2 separate regions of the Homo sapiens genome follow, and region 2 is linked to region 1. Evidence: chromatin contacts called from ENCODE Hi-C or POLR2A ChIA-PET data. All regions are on one chromosome and are shown on one strand. Each heading gives the region's core, a stretch centred on a gene start or an enhancer-like site at or near the end of the contact. The rest is flanking DNA. Distances are from core to core; before and after follow the strand shown.

Region 1 (6,806 bases), core at 1,475-3,974:
GTGCTCCCGACAGCTCCCCTTCCTGGATCCTCACCCTCCCCAGCCATCCCTTTCCTTGTCTCTGCCTATACCTGTCCAGAGATGCTCCCTCTCCCAGGGCCATCATTTCAAGGTGTGTGCAGCTAGGGCTGATAAGATTTAAGTGATGCCCCCTCCTCCTGGTTAGCAGTTAACTAAGGTTGCTTCCAGGCTTGAAGTCTCCTCCAGAAGAGGAAGGAGGTAGGTTGGAATAGGAGGTAACTTTTCAGACCACCTCCAATTATAATCTGTTCTTAAAGTTTCTATGTCTCTGATCTTCTGTCTACATTGGAATAATTCTGCATCTTTTACTTGGATCCTTAATTTTATAATGTAGCCCCATTTTTATTAAAAGCCAGGGCTAATTTTACCTTGAGAGATCTGTTTGCCCCTCCCAAGGGAGAAGAACGCTGCCTCTGAAGTGGGAAGCTTCACACTCAGCTCGAGGTTACTAGAGCCATTATGTGGCCATGCTTTTAACCAGATCTGCTAATAGGTGGCCCGATTCACAAGTTTTAAAAAGGGATGTTTTCCATTTATTCATGGCCATGATGGTCTTTTGGGAAAGCATTAGTAAGTTGTGTTTGCTTGGGTAAAGAGAAATTGCTATCCATATGACAGAAAATAACTCCCACTTTAATAAACTGCTCACTGAGCAAACCTATGGACCGTCCATCTCTTTGAGCTGTGTGATGACTTTCCTTCAAGGGTTTTAGGGGCAGCCATCTTGATGTGATTTCCTCTCCATGGCTCAAAACAGGGTGTATGAAAGGGGCTGGGGGGATAAATTCAGAGGTCAGAGGTGTTGGGCTATTTATTTCACTGCTCTCTGTCCCTATGAGGCTGCCATGCTGTGGGATTGCCAAGTCACTGTCCCCGGCATTCCATTTGAAGAGCCATGAGAATCAGAACAAAAGAACCTGCTGATACTGAGTAAACTGCTCATGCTTATATCAGTTTAGTCTGCTTGGAAGTGACTTACAAAGCTACCCCCACGACCTCCCCCACCTTGAGGCCTGAATTTGCAACCATTGGCCCTCTCCCAAGGTCCCTCTACCTTGGCCCTTGTGTAAATGATATTTTTTTTTTAATTAAGGTGGAATTCACATAACATAGAGTTCACCATTTTATTTTATTATTTATTTTGTTATCGTTATGTTTTAAAGAGATGGTCTTGCTCTGTCACCCAGGCTGGAGTGCAGTGATGTGATCATGGCTAACTACAGCCTCAAACTCCTGGACTCAAGCAATCCTCCTGCCTCAGCCCCCTGAATAGATAGGACTACATGTGTGTGCCACCATGCCCTGCTAATTTTTTCATTTTTAATTTTGTAGACACAGAGTCTCACTATGTTGTCCGGGCTGGTCTTGAACTCCAGGCCTCAAGCAATCCTCCCAACCTTGATCTCCTAAAGTGCGGGGATTATAGGCATGAGCCACTGCACCCAGCCAGAATTAACCATATTAAAATGAATAAGTCAATAGTAGTTAGTATATTCATAATGTTGTATAACCGCCACATCTGTCTACTTCCAAAACATTTTCATCATCCCAAAATAAAATTCCTTGCCCGCTAAGCAGTTACTTCTTATTCCTCCCTGTCCCCAGCCCCTAGCAACCACCGATCTGCTTTTCTCTAAAGACTTACCTATTTTAAATATTTCATATAAATGGGATCATACAATATGTGCCCTTTTTGTTCAGCTTATTTCACTTAGCATGTTTTTGAGGCTCTCCCACATCGTAACCTGTTTCAGTACCTCATTCATTTTTCATGGCTGAATAATATAGTCTATTGTATGTATCTACCACCTTTTGTCTATCCATTCATCTGTTGATGAACACCTGAGTTGTTCCCACCTTTGGACTATTGTGAATAGTGCTGCTCTGCACATTTGTGTACAAGTGTGTGTTTGAGTACCTGTTTTCAATTCTTTGGTTTAAGTGAGATTTTACAGTCAGGAAAGTCCCTCTGCATCCATTCTCTTCTCATTAAGAAGAGGTAGGAGACCCGGCGTGGTGGCTCACACCTGTAATCCTAGCACTTTGGGAAGCCAAGGCAGGTGGATCATCTGAGGTCAGGAGTTCAAGACCAGCCTGGCCAACATGGTGAAACCCTGTCTCTACTAAAAATACAAAAATTAGCCAGGCATGGTAGCACACGCCTCTAATCCCAGCTACTCAGGAGGCTGAGGAAGGAGAATCGCTTGAACCCAGGAGGTGGAGGTTTCAGTGAGCTGAGATCGCGCCACTGCACTCCAGCCTGCGCAATGGGAGCGAGACTCCATCTCAAAAAAAAAAAAAAAAAAAAAAAAGAGAGAGAGATAGGCATTTTAACTGAAATTATCCCCAAAAAGAATATTTTAGGACCAAATTTGTCAGTACCGATCGGTTCAGCTATGTCTGCCCATGCCCTGTATATTCTGATGAGGAAGAAAATCGCTTCCAATTAGAGGATACTCCTGGTATGGAGAAGGGTCCACTTTGGTGGGCTACCCTGGGATAGTCTCCTCATCTCTTCTAGTTCTATTGGCCTGTCAGTGGTAAGGTGGGCGCTAAACAGATAAAATAGTATATGAAACTGGAAATCTGTGGAATGGTTTGATGAAAGTACTGGGAATGGGTGGGGTTAGTGAGTGACTAACTTTCCAGGGAAGGTAGGGGCATTTGGGTCTGAAAGATGAGAACATTCACAAGGAGAACGAGGGGGTGGAGGGCATGCCAGCCCTAAGGATGAGCATGGGTCAAGCCATGTCCGCATCGAAGTGCATCCTGTGGTTTGAGACTAGCAAGATCATCCACATGACTAATACCATCAGGCTTGTAGGCTTGTCTGGCAGGGAAGGAAGCTGGAAAAACTGGCAAGAACTAGATTATGAAGTCTCTGCAGAACAGCATTTCCTTTCCTTGCTCTGCAGTGGTTCCTAGATGGGCACTCCTTTTGCTGCCGCACTGTTCCACGATCCCTCTTAGCACTCTTCAAATATCCTTCATAAGCTCCTTGCCCTGGAGAAGGAGGAGACCCTGGAGGTGGATTACAGACCACATTTGCGTTTCCCAATCCCATGGCAGAGAATATGGCAGGTTGTAGAGGCTGGCAACATGGTAACTCAATTACCTTTATGAGAAACATGAGCTCCCATCACAAAGCACCCCTGCACCTTGACATCATGGTGAGGCAGCGGCGCACGCTGGTGCCAGCCACTGTGATGAATGGCCAAATTCCATTTGCCCTTTCACAATGCACTTTTCTTCTCCATTGAATGCAGCCTTGGGCACGCTCACTGCAAGTGCCCTTGCACTTTTGCTACCTTGCCACTTGCTTCATGTTTTTAATTTGCTGAGCATGGAGTAAGGCAGGAAGACATCAATGATGAAAGAAGTGTGAGCTGGAAAAAAGCATAAAGCTGATTAATGCTGGAGGAGCATTTGTTCCCCTCCAGCCAAAGCCAGTGGGGAAAAATGGAAAAGAAAGAAATGTGTTTTTGACTTTATGTTTAAAAGAAAACCTTTTACCACCCAGAATGCACCAAAGCTTCTCCACAGCAGAAAGCCCCTCTAAGCAGTGCAAAAACTCCATTGCCAAGCCACTTGGAAAGAAGTTATAGAGTGTGGTTAGAAACACTATTTAGAGCAAATCTAGCTCTTCTACTTGCTGCGTAACTTTGGATAAGTTCTCTATGCTTTCTGAGTCTCACTTTTCTCATCTGTAGAACAGGAATAATTACATCTTTACCTTTTTTTATAAGATTGTTGTTGGGATAAAATGACTTAGTATCTGTTTTGTAAGTATATAAAACTTAGCAGTATCTGATACAGAATCAAGACTCGTTATAAGGTCTCTTTCTCGAGTAGGCTGATTTAACTAAGAGTAGTATTGAAACGCAGAACATAGTTACAGATCTAACAACATGGGATAGTGGCCTCATCTTGAGTTTCAGTTTAAATCCTAGCTCCACCACAGACTGACTTTGTGAATTTGAGCAAGTTACTTAACTTCTCTGAATTTGAGTTTCTCTCTCGTAAAATAAGGATAATAGCTCATCAGGGGCTGCTTTGAAGAAAGCACCTAACACAGTACCCAGCCCAGAGCAGCAGACACTTAATACATGTTTGGTTTTTTTCAGTGTTGTGGTTCTCAACCACATTCAAATCACCTGATAGGTTTCTTTAAGCATAGATACCTAAGCCTCATCCCCAGAGACTATGATTTAATAGGTCTAAGGTGGGGCCTGGGCATTCGTATTTCCTAAAGCTTCTCAAGGAGATTCTTTCATTCTTTTTTTTTTTTTTTTTTGAGATGGAGTCTCACTCTGTCACCCAGGCTGGAGTGAAGTGGCATGATCTTGGCTCACTGCAACCTCCACCTCCTGGGTTCAAGTGATTCTCCTACCTCAGCCCCCTGACTAGCTGGGATTACAGGCACCTGCCACCACACCCAACTAATTTTTGTATTTTTAGTAGAGATGGGGTTTCACCATGTTGACTAGGCTGGTCTTGAACTCCTGACCTCAGATGATCCACCCGTCTCGGCCTCCCAGTGTGCTGCCAAGGCGATTCTCATAAGGAGCCAAGACAGAACCACTCCCCAGCAGATAACAGTACATACTGGTTTTGGGGTTTTTTTGTGTTCTTTTTTAAAAAATCTGTCTCCCAGGAGACTGAACAGGATAGTAGGAATTCTGGGAATAGTCAAAAATTTAATACACCTGCAGTTCTAAGCCTTTGATAAGAAATGTGCAGCCAAGGAATTGCATTCCATTTTATTCTGAAAAAAAGTATTCAAAGAGTCTTTTTAAGAGTCTTGAACTGGAAAGGTGGTAAGAAGTTTAGCCTAAGCCTCACACATAAAATATGGGAACTCCCAGTAGGTTGGGGATTTATATCTGGGGGTAATTCCAGGGTTTTGTCCTCCCAAGAGATATAAATTGAAGCCTTGAGAGTTTAATGTGGGGGAGAAAGAAGTGTTCTCATAATGACACCTTAAAAATCCAGGGCTCTGCTAATGCCTAGGGATAGAAAAGCATCATCTGTAATAGCAGGGGGGTGGCATGGGGGTGTATTCTGGTCTCTGTACTTAGGTTTCCAAGATCCAAGTGTGGGTCATCAAGAACCTTCTTTCTCCCCATAGGTTTATGGTATTAGTTACCCAATAAAAGTTGGGTTAATTTTACAACCCAAGTAAAATTTAAGCCAAAAAGGCTTCAGCATTACTCTAGGATTTATGAAAGTAAACATGTGGAGTGCTTGCAGGATTGTGCAACAGTAAAATTTCAATGTCTTTATGTCAGGTATATGATATATTCATTTGTATGTGTATTTAAAGGTTAAGTTTTTAAGAGCTTTGCAACACAAACTATTTTCAGTACTAAACTGAAGATACTTCCCCCACTTTCACCTTTAAAATGATTCTTTTAATGAATGGGAGTAGAGAGAAGCAGAAAATTAGTGTCCTATCAGGTGATTTTTCCACTTGGTTTGCTCCTATACTTTGACTTTCTAGACTCCTACGCTAGACCTTCAAGCTGGGAAGTGAGCACCACAGCACTAACCGCAGTGCCTCTTACGATGTGGGAGCTTAGTAAATAACTGTCTTTTAAATAAATGTCCCTTTGGTCATTGTAAATACTTTAAGAATAGCCATATATTATCTCTACAATTTAAAAAAGCTTTTACATTATCTGATGGGATCATAATGACTTTCCCATGTAGGGCAGAGAAGTCAGTTACTGTGTCCAACTTGTAGATGAGAAAATTGTGGCTCAGAGGGCTCAGACAGCTTGCCTAAGGATGCCCAAATGTTAAACTCAGGAAGAGAATTTTGTTCTCCTGACTTTGCTCTGAGGGATTTTTACTTAGAAGAAACCAAAGGGGAAAAACGGTGTATTTTTTTTTTTTTTTTTGAGATGATATATTGAGGAGGAGCATCCAGGGTTGAAGTCAACTTATACACGTGGCAGGCAGACTTTGGTTTGGCTATGGTCTGCCTTTGAGAAACAGCTGGATGTTCTGCACTCGAGGGATCTTGTGCTCATCGTAGGCCCTCGTGGGAGATGGTAGCCTCTGCCCTTTCAGGTTGAGCCTGCCATCTTGGGTCTTCATCTCCAGCCTTAGATCTCCAGTCCTTTTACCTGGCACATGAATCATGTCATTTCTGGTGTCCCTCTGTCTTCAAGATGAAATCTATTACCCCTCCTTATAAAAAAAGTCTTATAATTTTGAGGCCGCAAAATTTTAATAAGACTATTTTTTTAAATTGTAGAGAAGCATGAAAGCAAACTTTCCATGGACATTTTCTCTAGATTTCCTTGGATTTAGTGACTCAATTCAAACTCTCCAGACTATGGTTTGCCCTGGTCCTCTTTGGGCAGGGTAGAGATAATGGAGGTTCAGCAGTGAAGAGTCACCTAACTGGGCTACCCTCGGGTTTCTTTCCAGCTGCACCCAGCTTCTCACCCCATGGATCCCCCTAATTGACGTGTCAGTTGGAGTGGATCTGTTCGCCCACGCCTTTGTAGCAAATGAAGCAGAAATAATCTGTGCTTAAAAAACAAAAAACTGTAGAACATGTGCCCAGATTTCCAACTCATTTCCTCTTTACTCCTATAACTACATCATCTTCCAGCCCACCACCAGCTGCGAAAATAAAAGCATTTTCTCCCATATTTAAGGATGATTTTGTGCTTCAGGATGACTTTCTGGGGGTGTAGGAAACTTGACCAATGTGACCAACAGATGTTTTAAGAACTGAGCAAAAGCCCAATTCCTTAGCCCAGTCTTTTGTATAT
Region 2 (6,806 bases), core at 2,627-5,126, 160 kb before region 1:
GAGAACTGAGGATGAGTTTCTAAGCTGGGCCTTAAGATGCTTCGCAGTTGAAAACCTAGGCAAGGGATGTGCTAAGAGTTTGCTTAGGTGTGAAGTCTGTGTTCAACTTTCCTTATGGCCTTATCTCTCAACAGGTACAAGGAAATAAAAAGAAAGTTCTAGTATTATGATTGTTTGTTGAACACTTTTAAATATGGCATGCACTTTACATACTATCATTTCATTCTAAGAACTCCATGAAGTATCATCATCTGTATTTTACAGATGAAAAAACTGAGATTCAGAGAAGTTAAGAAATTTGCCCAACGTTAACACAGCTGGTAAATGGCAGAGCTCAAATCCAGCTCTATATGACTCCAAAGCTCCACACTAAACTGGCCCGCCTTCTTTGGTTACTTTAGATGTGTGTATTTACAATCCATCCTCATTGAGGCTGGACCAGAAGAGTGAGACCACCTTGCTTCTCGGCACTTGCTCATGGCAAAAGTTGCCAGTACTAACTGGTTACTACGATGAAGAGTGTTGTCGTTGGAAACTTTAGTAATAGTGTTTCTGCATTTAACATCTCCCCAGACATTACATTTGCTTAGGAAAAAAACCAACTTGTTAAACCTGTCTTAGCAAACTGACCACAATTTGTAATATTTTCTTTAAAGGAAGAAAAATTAAACCCTGAGTTTCCAAAATCCCATAAAGACAGTGGAAGGGCTCTTTCCACCAGGGACTTGCGTAGTTGCATGTTGTTGCCTCCGAGAATTGAAAGTGTTTAAAGCATTATTTTATTCTATTGTGCTGTTATCACCTCAATCAGTATAATTCTACACTTTTATTTCCTGGTCTAGGGACTCAGTTTTGATGAGATTTATTGCTTTAAAGAGGATAGCCCTTTTTTGGAGACTATTTAGTTTCAGATTAGTTGACAAAGTAACGAACAAGCTTGGGGTGATCTTGAACTAAATAAACGTCATGGGAGGCAGTGGTGCTATCAATGAATACCGCAAGGACTGTGGAGTCAGGTAAACCTGGCTCCTCTATTCACTAACTGTGTGATCTTATACAAGTCACTAAACCTCTCTAAGCCTCAGTTTATTCCCCTTTAAAGTGGGGATAGGACTGTTACTGATAGTAACCCCTTGTAGGATTGTTATGAGGATTAAATCCGATGTTAGAGCTTGGGTGTAGTGCCTGACACAGGGCAAATGCTGAACACCTGCCACTCATGGTTCGTTATCATTCTTATCTTTATGTTCTATCATGTAATTTCGCCAATGTGGTTAAAACCAGTTAGTTCCCTCGGAAGTTGTCAAACAAGGAGACAGGCATAATATGCTCAGCAATTGGAGATGCCGCTCTCTTGGTTCAGTTACTCAGAGCTGTCAAAGCGACAGTCGGAATCCCCTTCCTGGAGTGTTGGCTGTGCCTCCTGGGTCTCCCGCGTGGATTCCTCACAGATGGCAGGGCACATCCCAGCTCGGCATGTCGACATAGTCACCACCATGGCTTTTAATGAGAACCATTCATTGTAGATGGACGCTTTTGAGTTTTGTACAGAGATAAACAGATGGCAAGGTTTGTATAATTTCCTGCTGGGTAATCTGGTACTAGAAGTATGATCTATCTGGAAACTACAAAGTGTTACCTAGTCTAAGGTGAGTTTTTACAACAGAAGTTAAGGAAAGGCTGAATGGGTCTCTTATGGAATTATGCCCAAATGTTTTACCCTCAACTCTCATTCAGGCTGTTAAGTACAGTTCTGTCCCATCTCAACTAAGCAGTCTTAACTTAGAGCTTCCTGTTTCTTTGTTTTGTCTTTTTGTAATTACTTTTTCTGTTTGTTTGGCTGCCTCTGAAAATACTGTTTCAGGGCAGTCAAGTTTTAGCTTTCCTTTCAACTGAGGGAACTGGCATTGCATATGGTGAGGCTCATCTTCTTTACTGGAAAATGACCAAGCATTGAACCAATCGCTTGAAAAGCTCTTACTTCAGATCAATTTCCTGTACCAAATGATATCACCTTACTAGGAGGCCTTCACTCTTGTTTTTCAATGACCCTTATTTCCTCTGCTTATATGCTTGCATTCTACTTTGGTTAGGTGCTGCCTCATCAGACTGGACTCTTAAACTCAATCAAATTTAGTTATTTGAGCCCACCAGGTTTGGGATTTTCTAAAATTAGTTCTTAAGGGGACTTGATATGATTTAGGAGAAGCTCAAATGAAAGGAATTACTGTAAGTAAAAGATTTAGAATGGTGCTTGGCACATAATAAGCACTCAATAAATGCTAGCAATTGTGGTGGTTGTTATTATTCCATCATTTTATGCAACTTGTTGGATAGATTCTGTATCCAATTGTGGGAATAAGTATAAGAATTTTTCATTCCTTCTGGAGAAATGACATCATGAGAACCCAGACTGAGAAAAAACATTCCTGCATACAAGGTGAAGGGTGACATATTAAAGATACTATCCTATAACATAAAAAAAATACACAGTTTCCTTTACTGGCTCCTCTTACTTTTTTAAATTTGGAAATGGATTCTCGCTATGATGCTCAGGCTGGCCTTTGAACTCCTAGGCTCCATCGATCCTCCTGCCTCAGTCTCCTGAGTAGCTGGGACTACAGGTGCATGCCACCACCCCTGGCCTCCACTCATCTTAGGAGTTCTCCTCCTCTATCCCTACCACCATCATCAACCCTGTTGGGTTCACCTCTATTTCCAGCATCGAATACAGTACCTGGCATTTAGAAGATGTTCCGTTGGCACTGAACTGCTCTAAAGTGACCTGCCCCAGTCCTAATTCTGCCATGTACTATTTGTGTGACTTTATCACTAAAGTCAGTGATAAAATCAGAGTTTGCCCTCAGGGCCCCAGCTTCCTCAATCATAGAATTGGAGGGGGAGCTTGGACTCTAGGATCTCCTGAGTTCCTCCTGGCTCTGAAACTTGATGTCACCTTGGGGCATTTGGGTTTCTGTTGACTGGTGGTGTGCTGGAACACTTTATGCATAAACATTCATGTGAGGATGAAGTATAGTTTTACACATGTTTTTTATCCTGGAAAGTGAAATTAGTTTGGGAAGTTCTTCTTACAATAGATACACAAATTCCTTCTTACATTTTGTTTCCTTTAAGGCCTATGGAAACTGGTGGGGTTGTCTGTGTGCATATGCCTGTGCATACTTCTGCATCTGTTTATAATTTACAGATAGATGGTAAGAATTTTTTCTGTCAGATCCAAGAATGTTAAATAGTTGTATCCGAAGCTAGTCATCCACTTTTAGGAATATGTTCTAGCGAAATAGCCTGGAATGTAGATAACGATTTATGGATAAAGTGACTATAACAATTTTATTTACAGTACTGACAAGCAGAATACAAAATAAAATGCTCAGCAATAGGAGAATGATTATATAAACTTGATAAGAATATTTATACTAAAGAGCCATATACAAAGATATTTTGTTCCACCTCAGCTATTTAGAACAGTAGATATAAAAAGTAGAGGAAATAACCCCAAATGATAATGGTTATTACTGGATAGTGGATCATGAAATATTTTTATTCTCTTATTAACACTTCTCTTTCTGTTTTTTTTTACAATGAGTATTATTTTTCGTATGAGAAAAATTATATTTAAAAGTTCAAACCTCATCTGAAATATAGACAATCCTGGTAATAAACACCAAAAATGTCAATGCAGGTTTCTTCACTGCGTGGGAAATACCTTGACAGAAAACAGTGAGATGGATCAAACTATTCTGCCCCCGAGTTTATTGTATACACCCACTAGTTTCATGCTTGGCATCAGGACCTTCTTTGAAAGGTCCTAACTATAGCATCTGTTGGACTGTCTGGCTGGGCTCCATGTCCATGGCACTACGGTTAAAGGCGGAAAGAGAAGGTCACCCTGTAAACTTTTCTGCCAATGACCACAGCAGCACAGCCAGCATATGTCTAAATGTGCAGGAATTTGTTCAACACAGAGTTCAATGTTTATAGAAGGGAGTGCAGACCCAGGAAATAATAAAATGAATGAATTTAATTTCCCACTAAGTGTTTTGTGATGGAGAGCATTAAATAGGAGCTTCCTTGGAATGCTATTAATGCAGCAAACCCTCAGTATCACTTTACTCCAAATCCTGGATTCTCTAAGCCTGCAGGGGGGTGTGGGAGAAGAAATCCTATCTGAAATCATCCAGACTACTGTAGTTATGCCAGTTTCTGATTGTGTGACCTTGGACAGTTTACTCATTCACTCACAAAATATTTACTGAGTTGCTGCTTTTTGTGCCAGGTGCTGGGAATAAAAGAATGAAGAAGATGGAAGACTTGCTGTCATAAAGATTAATGCCCATTGGGGTTGGAAGGAGATGCAGACAAGATATTTCACTTCGTTGCAACTCTTGTTTTCTTTGTCTTTTCCTTGAATTCTTTGGTTCTTCCCAGTTTGGTCTCAGGCCTTCTCTCACATTGTGCAATCTCACTTGAGAGTTTCAGGCTCTCCTGTCCTTGCAGATACTGCTTACTGAGGAAGGATTGGCCATCTATAAGTCTAGGCTGGGGTGCCCTCCTGAGCTATGGACTCATAGCACTGGTAGTCAGCTGGATAGTTCCCCTTGGCAGTCTAACAACTGTGTATAAGTTGGCTTGTTCAAAACTGAGTTTGGTGTCATCTCCACTTCTCTTCCCTGCAAACTGGCTTCTCCTGTGTTTCCTGTCCCCATGAATGGCCCCATTGTCCATCCAGTGTCCGAGCCAGAAATCTCCGCTCTTCCATGTGTTTTCCACCCCTCCATGTGTGATGAACCGTCCAGTTCTGTGGATTCCCCCTCCCGTGTTGATCTCATTCATTTCAGTCCCCTTCTTTTTAATCTAACCACTACCTCTCTTGAGGTTTCCCTGCCACCTGTCTTTCTCCCTTTCACATTCCAGACAGATGAATCTGTCTCCTTGTAACTCTGATCACATGACTCCTCTGCACAGTGCCTCCTGCCTGGCTGCCCACTGCCCTTTCTCTTTAATATGGCACTCCTGAGTTCTCCAGTCTAATTACCTGCCCTCTTTTTCCTCAAATCTTAAGACTTTAGTCATAAATCATTACTTTCTTTTATCCATATCATACTCATTTTACCTTATGACCTTTATATCTTCATGCATGCTGTTACCTCTGTTTAGAATGTTCTCTCCCTTGCGTCTTCCTCCCCCACTCCTTCCCTCATTTATCTGAACCACCCCATTTCATTCTTTAGATATTGAATCAGACACTACTTCCTCCAGGAAATCTTTATCGAATTCCCAAGTCTAGGTTGGACACCTCTACTTCCTGTTGCCATAGACCCTGTACCTCCTCCATCATCACCATTAAGACACTGCTTGGTCTCCTTGCTATCACCAGAAGACCATGGGCTTGGTGAGGGCAGAGGCCACCACTTTTTGTGTTTCTAGAATCTAGCCCAGTAATATGTAATTGTAGGTACTTAATAAATATTGATTAAAAGATAAATTTTTGTTTCTCCGGATGACATTAGTCTGGACATAAAAGTAAGGTTACACAGTAATAATAATAACACACCAATTGTTTTGTTCTCTTGGTCCTTCCTTGGACCAAACTCTGGTTATAACTCTTGCTTCCTTTAGGAAGCTCTTCAACCTCTCTGGCAAACTCACATTGTGTAGTTCATGCCACTGAACCCTAAGATCAACCGCACTTAAAAAAATACATTGGTATAAAAGGAATCATACATGGGCTGCTGTCTAAGATTCTGATTAGAAAGGAGAAAAATGCCTAAGTAAGAATAATAGTTAACATTCACTGACAGCGTCTTCTGCCAGGCGCCTTCTAACTACTTTACATGAATTATTTTGATCCTCCCAACAACGCTATGAGCAAAGTATAATTATTTCCATTGTACAGATGAGAAAGCTGAGATCCAGAGAAGTTAAGCAACCAGCTTCAGGGCACAGAGCAGAAGTGGTGGAACCAATGCAGGCAGTCTGATTCCATGGTCACCACCCTTGCTGCCTCCCTCTATGAACTCTAAAAAATCTTTAGCTCTAACCTTCTATGTTTCTCTGGTTGTCAAAAGCAAAAGCGAGCCTGGCTAATAAGGCATTTGCAATTGCAGGGCTTCCTCTCACTCAGACAGTATCCCTGGTTGCTGGAGGACCCAGCCAGTACAGATGGGGGTCAGTCCCCTCTAAGCCCTCTGTGATCACATCCTTATTTCCTAGATAGATGTTCATGCTGTTCATGAGAGACAGTATAGCACAGTGGCTAAAAAGTGGACTCTGAATTCTGACTACCTGAGAGCAAACCACAACCCTTTCACTCATTAGGTATATGACCTTGGGCAAATTATTTAAACCCCTTAGGCCTCACTTTCCTCATTTATACAAGGAGGATATTAATAATATTACTTAACCCATAAGCTATTATAAGGATTAAAGGAGTTAATATATGTGTAACACACTTAGAACAAGGCTTGGCCCACAATAAGCACTAAGTGTGCTTAGTCCACTTTTTGATTAGTATTTTTGTAATTAAAATAATCTTGTTAATATTTACTCAAGCTGGTCTTAGAGTGCTTTGATTAAGTACCAGGTTAGCTCAACTACTGATTGAGCTGTAGATATCTGGTAGATACCTACCAGTTCTTTCATCTCATTATGGGCTTTAATATATATATGTATTACTCAGAAAGATAAAAATAAATCATCTGCAAAACCCCACTTGAAAGGTTTTCATAAATCTTGTAAAAGTTGGGCCAAGTTTAAAGATTGCTGCCCAGATTGGTTTAAAGCCC

The links. Hi-C counts contacts between places; a loop is a spot of excess contacts on that map. ChIA-PET counts read pairs that join two places held with the same protein, here RNA polymerase II (POLR2A). Pooled maps may share reads with other maps.
Region 2: a map of aorta shows a loop between it and region 1 (2.5-fold over the local background). The contact joins two enhancer-like sites. A Hi-C loop is called at or near these places in 2 of 168 maps with a recorded cell type or tissue (aorta and posterior vena cava) and 4 of 50 pooled maps. POLR2A ChIA-PET finds 5 or more read pairs at or near these places in 1 of 52 experiments (BJ).

Annotation. Positions count from the first base shown.
Region 1 is chr1:64,130,452-64,137,257 of GRCh38, forward strand. The region is part of intron 4 of ROR1 (receptor tyrosine kinase like orphan receptor 1); the gene reads left to right. Among named protein-coding and RNA genes, the nearest start is that of ROR1-AS1, 22 kb to the left of the region's middle. Within about 2 kb of position 2,725, at least 2 of the 41 ENCODE cell types and tissues checked have a DNase peak (open chromatin) inside an H3K27ac peak, as active enhancers do.
Region 2 is chr1:63,964,880-63,971,685 of GRCh38, forward strand. The region is part of intron 1 of ROR1 (receptor tyrosine kinase like orphan receptor 1); the gene reads left to right. Among named protein-coding and RNA genes, the nearest start is that of ROR1-AS1, 140 kb to the right of the region's middle. Within about 2 kb of position 3,877, at least 7 of the 41 ENCODE cell types and tissues checked have a DNase peak (open chromatin) inside an H3K27ac peak, as active enhancers do.